Linked DNA regions of Homo sapiens: region 2 is linked to region 1. Evidence: read pairs that join two places in POLR2A ChIA-PET (ENCODE). Cell type or tissue: MCF 10A. All regions are shown on one strand. Links, peaks and the distances in the headings refer to the core of each region. The heading gives the core; the rest is flanking DNA.

What was found. ChIA-PET counts read pairs that join two places held together with the same protein. Peaks named below come from ENCODE experiments on the same cell type or tissue, not always from the same donor. Only the 100,000 strongest peaks of a DNase experiment are listed, where the experiment ranks them.
Region 2: POLR2A ChIA-PET joins it to region 1 with 5 read pairs; 5 of 35 experiments call an interaction of 5 or more read pairs at or near these places.

The regions. Positions count from the first base shown.
Region 1 is chr1:214,522,185-214,527,566 of GRCh38, reverse strand. The region is part of intron 1 of PTPN14 (protein tyrosine phosphatase non-receptor type 14); the gene reads left to right. Among named protein-coding and RNA genes, the nearest start is that of PTPN14, 27 kb to the left of the region's middle. RefSeq lists an enhancer at 1,056-1,939. In MCF 10A, for the core only: no CTCF peak of the experiment used is centred there; DNase peaks (open chromatin) are centred at 1,796 and 2,556.
Region 2 is chr1:214,576,480-214,581,861 of GRCh38, reverse strand. No RefSeq gene overlaps it. Among named protein-coding and RNA genes, the nearest start is that of CENPF, 24 kb to the left of the region's middle. In MCF 10A, for the core only: no CTCF peak of the experiment used is centred there; no DNase peak of the experiment used is centred there.

The DNA of each region.
Region 1 (5,382 bases), core at 211-5,210:
ATATATAATTAATTTTTAGAGAAGACTCTGAAATAGCAGTGGAATTACTGATGCATGCTTCAAGCCTATCCTCCTTTCATTATAATGGTTAGGGTGATTAAATCCCTTTATTCAGAATTTTTGAATTCTGAAGTGATTTCCCCAGATACTAGGCCTTTTGGGTTAAGAATGAGCTGAGTCCCCTTGAGAATTAGGGCTTCGCAGTATAAATTTCTAAGTTGGCATTGGTTACTCCTGATCGAATGCATAAGATCAAGTTCTGGAACAGGGAGAGCAAAAGTATAGACCCAATATATTCTGTAGAAACCTCTGCCTGCACGCAGACAGAAACCTACAAATGTCCTTTACCATCTGGTCTAATGTGTATGTCTTGACCGGAGCTTTCCTCTGCAGAAGGTGGGGGCTTTCCTGCCAAGGCTCTGAGATCCGCACCTTCTTGCCTTATCACCTTCTGTTTTTTTTTTTTTCTTTTTTGGAGATGGAGTTTTGCTGTTGTTGCCCAGGCTGGAGTGCAATGACGTGATCTTGGCTCATCGCAACCTCTGTCTCCCGGGTTCAAGTGATTCTCCTGACTCAGCCTCCCCAGTAGCTGGGATTACAGGCATGTGCCACCATGCCCAGCTAATTTTATATTTTTAGTAGAGACAGGGTTTCTCAATATTGGTCAGGCTGGTCTCAAACTACCAACCTCAGGTGATCCCCCCGCGTTGGCCTCCGAAAGTGCTGGGATTACAGGCGTGAGCCACCGCGCCCGGCCCACCTGCTCTCTTTACCACTTCATGACTTTCTTTCCTCTCCTCTGGTTTTCTAATTTTTCCTCTTTTCTGTCTCATCACTTCTTCCACACATCTCAAACCTAAACTAAACCTGGATTTTTCAAACACTGATAATCAGAATGCCTATTCTTCTCTGCTGTGTTTGGGCCAGTCAGTACTTGGATATAATCTTGGGTTCCTTTCATTGCTGTGGTTGTGGTGATCTAAGAACTGTTTTTTTTTCTACCAGAGCTACCTCTCTTTTTCTATTTTTTTTTTCTTTTAACCATCTGGGGACCTTGAGTCCTTACTTAACAGATTCTAAGGGTAGTCAGTCTCCTTGGAGTGTATATTTTATTGGCAATTGAATATATTCAAATGGCATTTTTCCTTTAATTCCTATCTGACCTTTAGAAAATCAGATAGTGACTTTTGGAATGGTATTTGAATTACTGTTGGTATGTGTATACTCTGACTCCAAATTAATGTTAGTCACTTTATTGTCTAAAAACGCTACCCAGGCACCATTAGAAGTGACTCTAGCTTGGCCGGGCGTGGTGGCTCACGCCTGTAATCCCAGCACTTTGGGAGGTGGAAGCAGGCGGATCACCTGAAGTCAGGAGTTCGAGACCAGCCTGGCCAACATGGTGAAAACCCCTGTCTACTAAAAATATAAAAATTAGCTGGGCGTGGTGGTGTGCGCCTGTAATCCCAGCTACCCAGGAGGCTGAGGCAGGAGAATCGCTGGAACCCAGGAGACAGGGGCTGCAGCGAGCTGAAATCATGCCACTGCACTCCAGCCTGGGTGACAGCGCAAGCCTCCGTCTTAAAAAAAAAAAAAAAAAAAAAGTTGACTTTAGCTTGTTCCTTGAGAGTCCCTTAGGCCATGTAAGATGAAACTACTCTGGGCAGATGTGTAACGGGCCAAGTCCATTTTGAATTTTTGCACCTCCTCCTACCATCCCCCATCCTCACCCATGTGGTCTAGTGGAAAGTGCACGCCTGTGGAATTTCAGAAACCTGAGTCCCAAGTCACTAATTAGCTATTTTGGTTTTAGGCAAGTTACTTAGCCACCCATGACTCAGTTTCTTTGTCTTTGTTGACTTAGTTGATCTAGTAGAATATGATTCCTAAGCTTCCCAGCTGAACACCTCTGTACAGATTCATGAATTCTAGAAAACTTTTTGTTTTAACTCTGTGGTTGAATTTGCGGTCAGAGTGAAAGAGGAAACTTCTGTGCTGTTTACTCTTCAGAAGAAACTAGTTGCCAGGTTTGTTTTTGTCCAGGAAAGATTCAAGTAGCAAATTTAAATAGTAAATTTAAACTTTTGTTTTGCTGTGATAAGTCATGTTATTTGAATGATCTTAGCATTCGCAGCTGACCCTTCCCATGAGAAATGGGACTATAACGTATGCAGTATACTTGTTTTTACATTTGTTTACATTACAATTAATTTTGTTTGGATATATTTTCAGAGGTTCACCAGGTTTGTTGGGATCATTTTAGAAAAGTGTCCCGTCAGAGGTTGGAAGTGGTTGGGGTAAGAGGTTTAGTAGAATTTAGCCGAAGTTTTGCTCCACTGTGGAAAAAGATACATATTCTGTTGTACCTCCACTGCCCTCTGCAAAACATTGCCTTCTGTCACAGTGCTGGCACCGACTTCTGAATCTTCGCAGAGATTTAGTGCTGATTCTGTGTAGTTCTTTAAAGTGTTTGTGGGACTGCTATATGTTACATATATACCTCCTTGGCCTCTCCTGAGCTGTGGTTTGCTTCCTTTTGGGAATTGCAACATGATCTCCAGGGTTTTGGGTTTCCTGACACCCTCCATGGCAGATTCCTTTATAGTGTACACTTACTACATTAATTTGTTTTGAAAGTTTCATAACTTATTTTGAAATAATTTGAGACACTTGGGGTGTTTCAAATTCTGGGCTGGAAATCTCTAGAGAACAGGATGTGATAGACAAGAGAGAGAAGAGAAGATTGGGAGGTGGGTGAAGGATTTTGAAATAGGAAGCCATAGCTGATATGTTAGAGATTGCTGGAGAGGAGCATAGTCTGAAAAAATAAATTTCACAGGAGATATGTTGTCTTTCCATTGATCCTATTATATTTTGAATCCTTCTCCACTCGCCCCCTCCCGCCTTTTTTTTAAGAGATAGGGTCTCTCTTTGTTGTCCAGGCTGGAATGCAGTGGCACGATCATAGCCCACTGCAGCCTTGACCTCCTGGGCTCAAGGGATCCTCTTGCCTCAGCCTTCCGAGGAGCTGGGACTACAGGTGTGCAGCATCCTGCCTAGCTAATTTTTACATTTTTGTTAGAGACAGAGTCTTGTTTTTTTGCCCAGGCTGGTCTTGAACTCCTGGACTCAAGCAGTCCTACTGCCTCAGCCTCCCAAGTAGCTGGGATTACAGGCATGAGCCACCACGCCCAGCCCTCTTCACTTTTACTGCCTTGATACGTGCATACTGTTTCCTCTTCTAGGCCCACTTCATATAGAAGTAGTTTCAAAAACTTGTAAATCAGCTTGCAATGAGGAATTGATTTTCTTATAAGAAAATCGTTCTATAGAACGATGTGAAAATTGGTGCTTTAGTTCTCAGCTGTCTGGCAAAAGCCTTCTTGCCTCTTATGTAGCATACTATAGAATCTAGTCAGCCAGACGTGGTGGCTCATGCCTGTAATCCCAGCACTTTGGGAGGCCGAGGCAGGTAGATCACCCGAGGTGAGGAGTTTGAGACCAGCCTGGCCAACATGGTGAAACCCTGCCTCTACTAAAAATACAAAAATTAGCCAGGCGTGTTGGTGCATGCCTATAATCCTAGCTACTTGGGAGGCTGAGGCAGGAGAATCACTTGAACCCAGGAGGCAGAGGTTGCAGAGAGCCGAGATTGTACCACTGCACTCCAGCCTGGGTGACAGAGCAAGACTCTATCTCAAAAAAAAAAAAAAAAAGAATCTGATTACTCTCAAATACTATTTCAGTGCAAAAATAGATTCCCAGCCCCAGTGTTCAGTGACAGGAACTCAAGGATCCTGGTCAGCCACCGCAGGAGGAGGAGGGACTCCAGGCCTTGTGTTGGTGGCCAGTACTCCTGGGGCCAGCAGCCCAGATACCTCCGGAAGTGGGGTCACTGAAACTGCACTCAGGGCCCCTAGTTGTCAAATCTGTGGTTGCTTAACAAGGGGGTATGTTCTGAGAATTGACTTATTAGGCAATTTAGTCGTTGAGCAAACATTATAGAATATATTTACACAAACCTAGATGGTAGAGCCTACTACACACCTAGGCTAGATGGTGTAGCCTATTGCTCCTAGGCTACAGACCTGTATAGCATGTTACTGTACTGAATACTGTAGACAGTTGTAACATAATGGTAAGTATCTGTGTATCGAAACATAGAGCACAGTAAAAATATGGTATTATAATCTTCTGGGGCTACTGTCGTGTATGTGGTCCGTCATTAATTGAGATGTCATGTAGTGCATGACAGATTGCTCTGGGTTCATTCTTGGTTAGGAAGGACTTCCAGTAAGAGGTATATAAGAAAAATGGGATGATATGGGGATATGTGGGGAAGTGGATGTGTTTCTGCGAGAGACTGTGTTGACCTCGGGATGCCAGGTTCAAGGGCACTGCCTCTATAAAGATGGATCTGACCTGTCCTTGTAGATCCTATATTGTGACAATGTAAGGATTGTCCAAGGATGAATAGCACATTAATCTCCCATAACCTTAGGTGCCTCACTAAGTATGATTAAGTCTTAGGAGTGAGAATAATTTTCATTATTTTGGTCTGTAGTCAGCTTCTGATCACCACCACAATTTCAAAAGATCTCGATTTAGTGTTTCCCTGCTTCTGAATAGGCCGAGTGACTGCCTTCTTTCTCCTCAGTCTTATCTTGCCAGCATTTTAAATGTAATTGATATCACCTGCAATTTTATGCCGTCCTAAACAAGGAGTTGCCCACATTAAGTCTTTTAAAACACCATGGCATTTATTTTCACAATTGGTTGTCTTTTGTTTATAAGTAAAGCTTTTACTGCTTGCGGTCTTTACTTTTGCCCTCTGGTGGTCTTCATTTTCACTTTTCTTGTCCTTTATTTAAAACGGCCTTGAATTGGTTAACTGCACTTCTCAGCAACCTCCTCCACTTACCACCATTTGGTGTAGGCTCAATGAATGTTAACTGTTTTTTACGCTGGTTTAAACTGAATATAATTAGGACAGCGAATTTGTTTCAGAACCTGATGGAAAACAGGTATTGCATATATATTTAGTGGTTACGTTCTGCGGGCTTGGATGTTTGTATCCTGCTTGTTCCTTTTCTGAACACAGATAGTTATTTGAGTTGAATTAGCTATTTGTTGACTGGCCATTTTGCAAGTTACTGTTTTTGAAAACAAGATATTAATTTAATCAAAGCTTACTTTGGTAGTGATTGTACCTACTTCCAAACTTGCCGTAGGTTTCCATATTCCATTGAAGCTACTTTTGATCCTTAAGATGCTACATGACTGGTATGAAATCTCTCATAGTTGTGGGGAAAAGATGATATAAGAAGCTTCAGGCTGGACATAGTGGCTCACACCTGTAATCTCAGCACTTTGGGAGGCTGA
Region 2 (5,382 bases), core at 237-5,236, 54 kb before region 1:
TTTGGCATATACTAGATAGGGTAAATCTACAACTATTTATTTACCCTATCATTTGGTAACACTTTTCAAAAATGTTGTGATGAACTCTCTCAGCAACAAAGAGCTCAAAAAACAAAACAAAGCAAAAAAGCATGTTTAATGAAATTTCAAATGCAGATTTCTCATTTCTAAATAAAGTTGACGATGAAATATAACGTGCATAAAATATTTGCCAACATTTATCAGCCTCCTTGGGGCCTATAGTAATGAAAATTAGAAGACATAAATATGTTAAGGAGGCCCCAGAATTTACTTCAAACCTTAGCTGTTATTTTAAGCTTTTCTTCGACAGGCATGAAATATGAAGCAATAGCTGCTAATATATTTGGTTTAATTAACAGAACTCTGCAAACAGCTCATGATTTCTGTTTTATGTGTCACCAGCTGCTTCAAATTAAAATTTAATTAATTCCAATAATTGTTCAATATTTTCATGAAATTCAGTGACTCAAAGCTTTTGAAAGTTCATCTGACTTTATTGTGTCTGCTATTGCAAATTCAGTGACAAAATTTGTGAGGATCATATAAATACAAATTCTGGTGATGCACACATTATATTTATTGTCAATTAGTTTATTGATAAATAAGAAATCTATAAAGCAGAAATGTTCTAGAAAACTTTTAGAGAAACGCTATTATTAAAAACAAAACTTGGAACCAAGCCAGACATGGGAGAGTGTCTGTAGTGCCAGGCGTTCAAGAGGCAGAAGCAGAAGAATTTCTTGAGCCTACAAGTTCGAGTCCAACCTGGACAACATAGTGAGACCCTGTCTCTAAAAACAAAACAAAAACTTGGAAGCAAAGAGATATTAAAATTTATCCTATAAAAGCAAGGGAAGACTTGAGTGAATAAATAAGGAAAGCTTAATCCATTTACAGTGTTTAATTTTGAAATTCTATAATTGTGCCTTAGAATATCTACATTTCTGGAATAATCTTTTGATGAAGCTTTTTGTAAAAACAATTTCATAAATTTGTATTCTATGCCAGAATGGAATGAAACTGCAAAAACTAATAATTGTGAAGCATCTATATACAAAATATTTTAAAGTATGGAGACAACTTACTAACAAGTTTTGTCTTACAAAACTATTAGTTAAAGACATCTACTCTGAATGGAGGCAAACAGGAGGTATCATATCTGGGAAAATACTTATGCTGAAATATTTACACATTTCAAATAAAAAGAATAATATTGAGAATTTCCTTCATTTAGCAGAATTTGTTCTGAGCTTACCATAAGCCTCACCACCTGAAGAAAGAGTAATTTCTCAATTGAAAATATTGTAAGCTAGATGGTAGAGTCAATTGAAAAAGAGTATAACAGGCCAGGTGTGATGGCTCACGCCCATAATCTCAACACTTTGGGAGGTCGAAGTGAGCCGATCACTTGAGTCCAGGAGTTCTAGACCAGCCTGGGCAACATGACAAAACTTTGACTGTACAAAAAATATAAAAATTAGTTGTGTGTGGTGGTGTGCAACTGTAGTACCAGCTACTTGGGAGGCTGAGGCAGGAGGATCACTGGAGCCCAGGAGGTCAAGGCTGCAGTGAGCCGTGATTGTGCCACTGCACTCCAGCCTGGAAGACAGAGTGAGACTCTGTCTCAAAAAAAAAAAGTAGGCGATTTTATGAAGAAAATTAAAATGATAAGACCACATTAAAAAAAAATACACTCTGTAGAAATATCTCAGTAAGAGAGTATTGGCAAAAAACACAGCTATTCAAAGTACTTTATTTAAAGTACATGAATATGGGCCGAGCGCAGTGGCTTATACCTGTAATCCCAGCACTTTGGGAGTCCGAGGCAGGCAGATCACCCTAGGTCAGGAATTTGAGACCAGCCTGGCCAACATGATAAAACCCCATCTCTACTAAAAATACAAAAATTAGCCGGGCATGGTGGCATGTGCCTATAATCCCAGCTACTCAGGAGGCTGAGGCAGGAGAATCGCTTGAACCCGGGAGGCGGAGGTTTCAGTGAGCCGAGTTCACACCACTGCACTCCAGCCTGGGTGACAGAGTGAGACTCCATCTCAAAACACACACACACACACACACACACAGAGTACGTGAATATGTACCAACAATTATTCTGTTTGTATTATTTTTAAATTCAGGTAATCAACATAAACATTTCAAAACTTTAATGTACATGAGTTACATGTTTTTAAGAGAGATTTATATTTTTGAAAAAAAATTTTTTTTTTTGAGACAGAGGCCCGGTCAGCATGTGGAGAAGGAATGTCACAAGAACTGATCCTCTGAGCTGTAGTTACAGGGAAGGTGCTCCTTACCTTTAATGTATCACCAAATGAACAGACAGCAACTTTTGTGACTTCCTAATACTCCAGTCCTTACTTCTCAAACCAGAAAAACCCTAGACAAATATCTTGCAACAATTTACTTCTTTCCTCTTTGTCCCCAGGGGAGTCCTGACTCTGGTTTCTTTATCCTCCCAATCCTAAAACTACTTCCTCTTTTGAATAGTAATCTACCTTCTGAGGTAAACTTACCTTATAGTAACTTTATAAGCTTTTATTAGCCACAGGAAAGGTTACACACTGAGGTGTTTTTTTGTTTGTTTGTTTTTTGTTGTTTTTTTTTTTTTTTTTGAGATGGACTCTCACTTTGTCACCCAGGCTGGAGTGCAGTGGTGAGATCTTGTTTTACTGCAACCTCTGCCTCCCAAGTTCAAGCAATTATCCCACCTCAGCCTCCCAAGTAGCTGGGTTACAAGCGCCTGCCACCATGCTCGGCTAATTTTTTTTTGTATTTTTAGTACAGGTGGGGTTTTGGTATATTGGCCAGGTTGCTCTCAAAGCCCTGACCTCAAGTGATCCGCCTGCCTTGGCCTCCCACAGTGCTGGGATTACAGGCGTGAGCCACCATGCCCAGATATTTTTGTTTTTGTTTTTAATTCTGTGTTGAAAATAGAAATTTAGGAAATTTTGAGAGTAGATGCAATATTTGATCAGTATCTGGGGCCTGCCTGACTTCATAGGAATCTAGTTCCCAATATATCCATCAAAAAAGCTGAGCAGGGACCAGGTGCAGTGACTCATGCCTGTAATCCCAGCACTTTGGGAGGCTGAGGCAGGTGGATCACCTGAGCTCAGGAGTTCGAGACTAGCCTGGGCAACGTGGTGAAACCCTGTCTCTACTAAAAATACAAAAATTAGCCAGGCATGGTGGGGTGCGCCTATAATCCCAGCTCCTCAGGAGGCTGAGGCAGGAGAATTGCTTGAACCCGGGAGGTGGAGGTTACAGTGAGCCAAGATCATGACACTGCACTTCAGCCTGGGTGACAGAGCGAGACCCTGTCTCAAAAAAAAAAAAAAAAAAAAAAAAAGCTAAGCATTGAAAGAACACCTAGTTCAATGCCAGGCACATAGTGAGTTTACAACAAATATATGTGAAATTTGTGAATGAATGAAAGAACTCCCAAATAGTTGAAAATCATCTAACTGTACACTTTCAGCTATTTGGTAAAAGAAAGTTGTCAGGAAATGAGAAGCAATAAAAAGTTGGTGGATAAACATTTTTCTTTCTGCCTCACACTGTATTAGTCCGTTTTCATGCTGCTGATAAAGACATACCAGAGACTGGGAAGAAAAAGAGGTTTAATTGTACTTACAGTTCCACATGGCTGGGGAGGCCTCAGAATCATGGCCAGAGGTGAAAGGCCCTTCTTACATGGCTGCCACAAGAGAAAATGAGGAAGATGCAAAAGTGGAAACCCCTGATAAAACCATCAGATCTCGTGAGACTTATTCACTACCATGAAAACAGTATAGGGGAAACTGCCCACATGAATCAAATTATCTCCCACTGGGTCCCTCCCACAACACATGGGAATTATGGTAGTACAATTCAAGATAAGATTTGGGTGGGGACACAGAAACAAACCATATCATTCCTCCCCTGGCCCTCCAAATCTCCAAATGTCCTCACATTTCAAAACCAGTCATACCTTCCCAACAGTTTCCTGAAGTCTTAACTCATTTCAGCATTAACCCAAGTCCACAGTTCAGTCTCATCTGAGACAAGGCAAGTCCCTTCCACCTATGAGCCTGTAAAATCAAAAGCAAGCTAGTTACTTCCTAGATACAAGGGGGTGCAGGTATTGGGTAAATACAGCCATTCCAAATGGGAGAAATCAGCCAAAACAAAAGGGTGTACAGTGCCCATGGAAGTCTGAAATCCAGCAGGGCAGTCAAATTTTAAAGTTCCAAAATGATCTCCTTTGACTCCAGGTCTCACATCCAGGTCATGCTGATACAAGAGGTGGGTTCCCATGGTCTCTGGGCAGCTCTGCCCCTGTGGCTTTGCAGGGTACAGCCTCCTTCCCGGCTGCTTTCACAGGCTGACATTGAGTATCTGCTGCTTTTCCAGGCACACAGTGCAAGCTGTAGGTGGATCTACCATTCTGGGGTCTGGAGGATGGTAGCCCTCTTCTCACAGCTCCACTAGGTGTGGGGACTCCAATTCCACATTTTCCTTCTGCACTGCCCTAGCAGAGGGTCTCCATGAGAGACCCACCCTTGCAGCAAACTCCTGTCCGGCATCCAGGCATCTCCATACATCTTCTGAAATCTGGATGGAGGTTCCCAAACCCCCATTCTTGACTTTCTGTGCACCCACAGGCTCCACACTATGTGGAAGCTGCCAAGACTTGGGGCTTGCACCCTCTGAAGCCACAGCCTGAGTTCTATGTTGACCTCTTTCAGCCACAACTGGAGCAGCTGGGATGCAGGGCACCAAGTCCTTAGACTGCACACAGCATGGGGACCCTGGGCCCTGCCCATGAAACCATTTTCTCCTTCTAGACCTCTAGGTCTGTGATGGGAGAGGCTGCCACAAAGGTCTCAGACATGCCCTGGAGACATTTTCCCCATTGTCTTTGGGATTAACATTCACCTCCTCGTTACTTACGCAAGTATCGGCAGCTAGCTTAAATTTCTCCTCAGGAAATAAGATTTTCTTTTCTATCGCATTGTCAGTCTGCAAATTTTATGAACTTTTATGCTCTGCTTCCCTTTTAAAACTGAATGCCTTGAACAGCACCCAAGTCACATCTTGAATAATTTTCTGCTTAGAAATTTCTTCCAGCAGTTACCCTAAATCATCTTTCTCAAGTTCAAAGTTCTGCATATCTCTAGGTCAGGGGCAAAATGCTGCCAGCCTCTTTGCTAAAACATAACAAGAGTTACCTTTGCTTTAGTTTTCAACAAGTCCCTCATCTCCATCTGAGATCACCTCAGCCTGGATTTCATTGTTCATATCATTATCAGTATTTTTGTCAAAGCCATTGAACAAATCTCTAGGAAGTTCCTGTCTTCT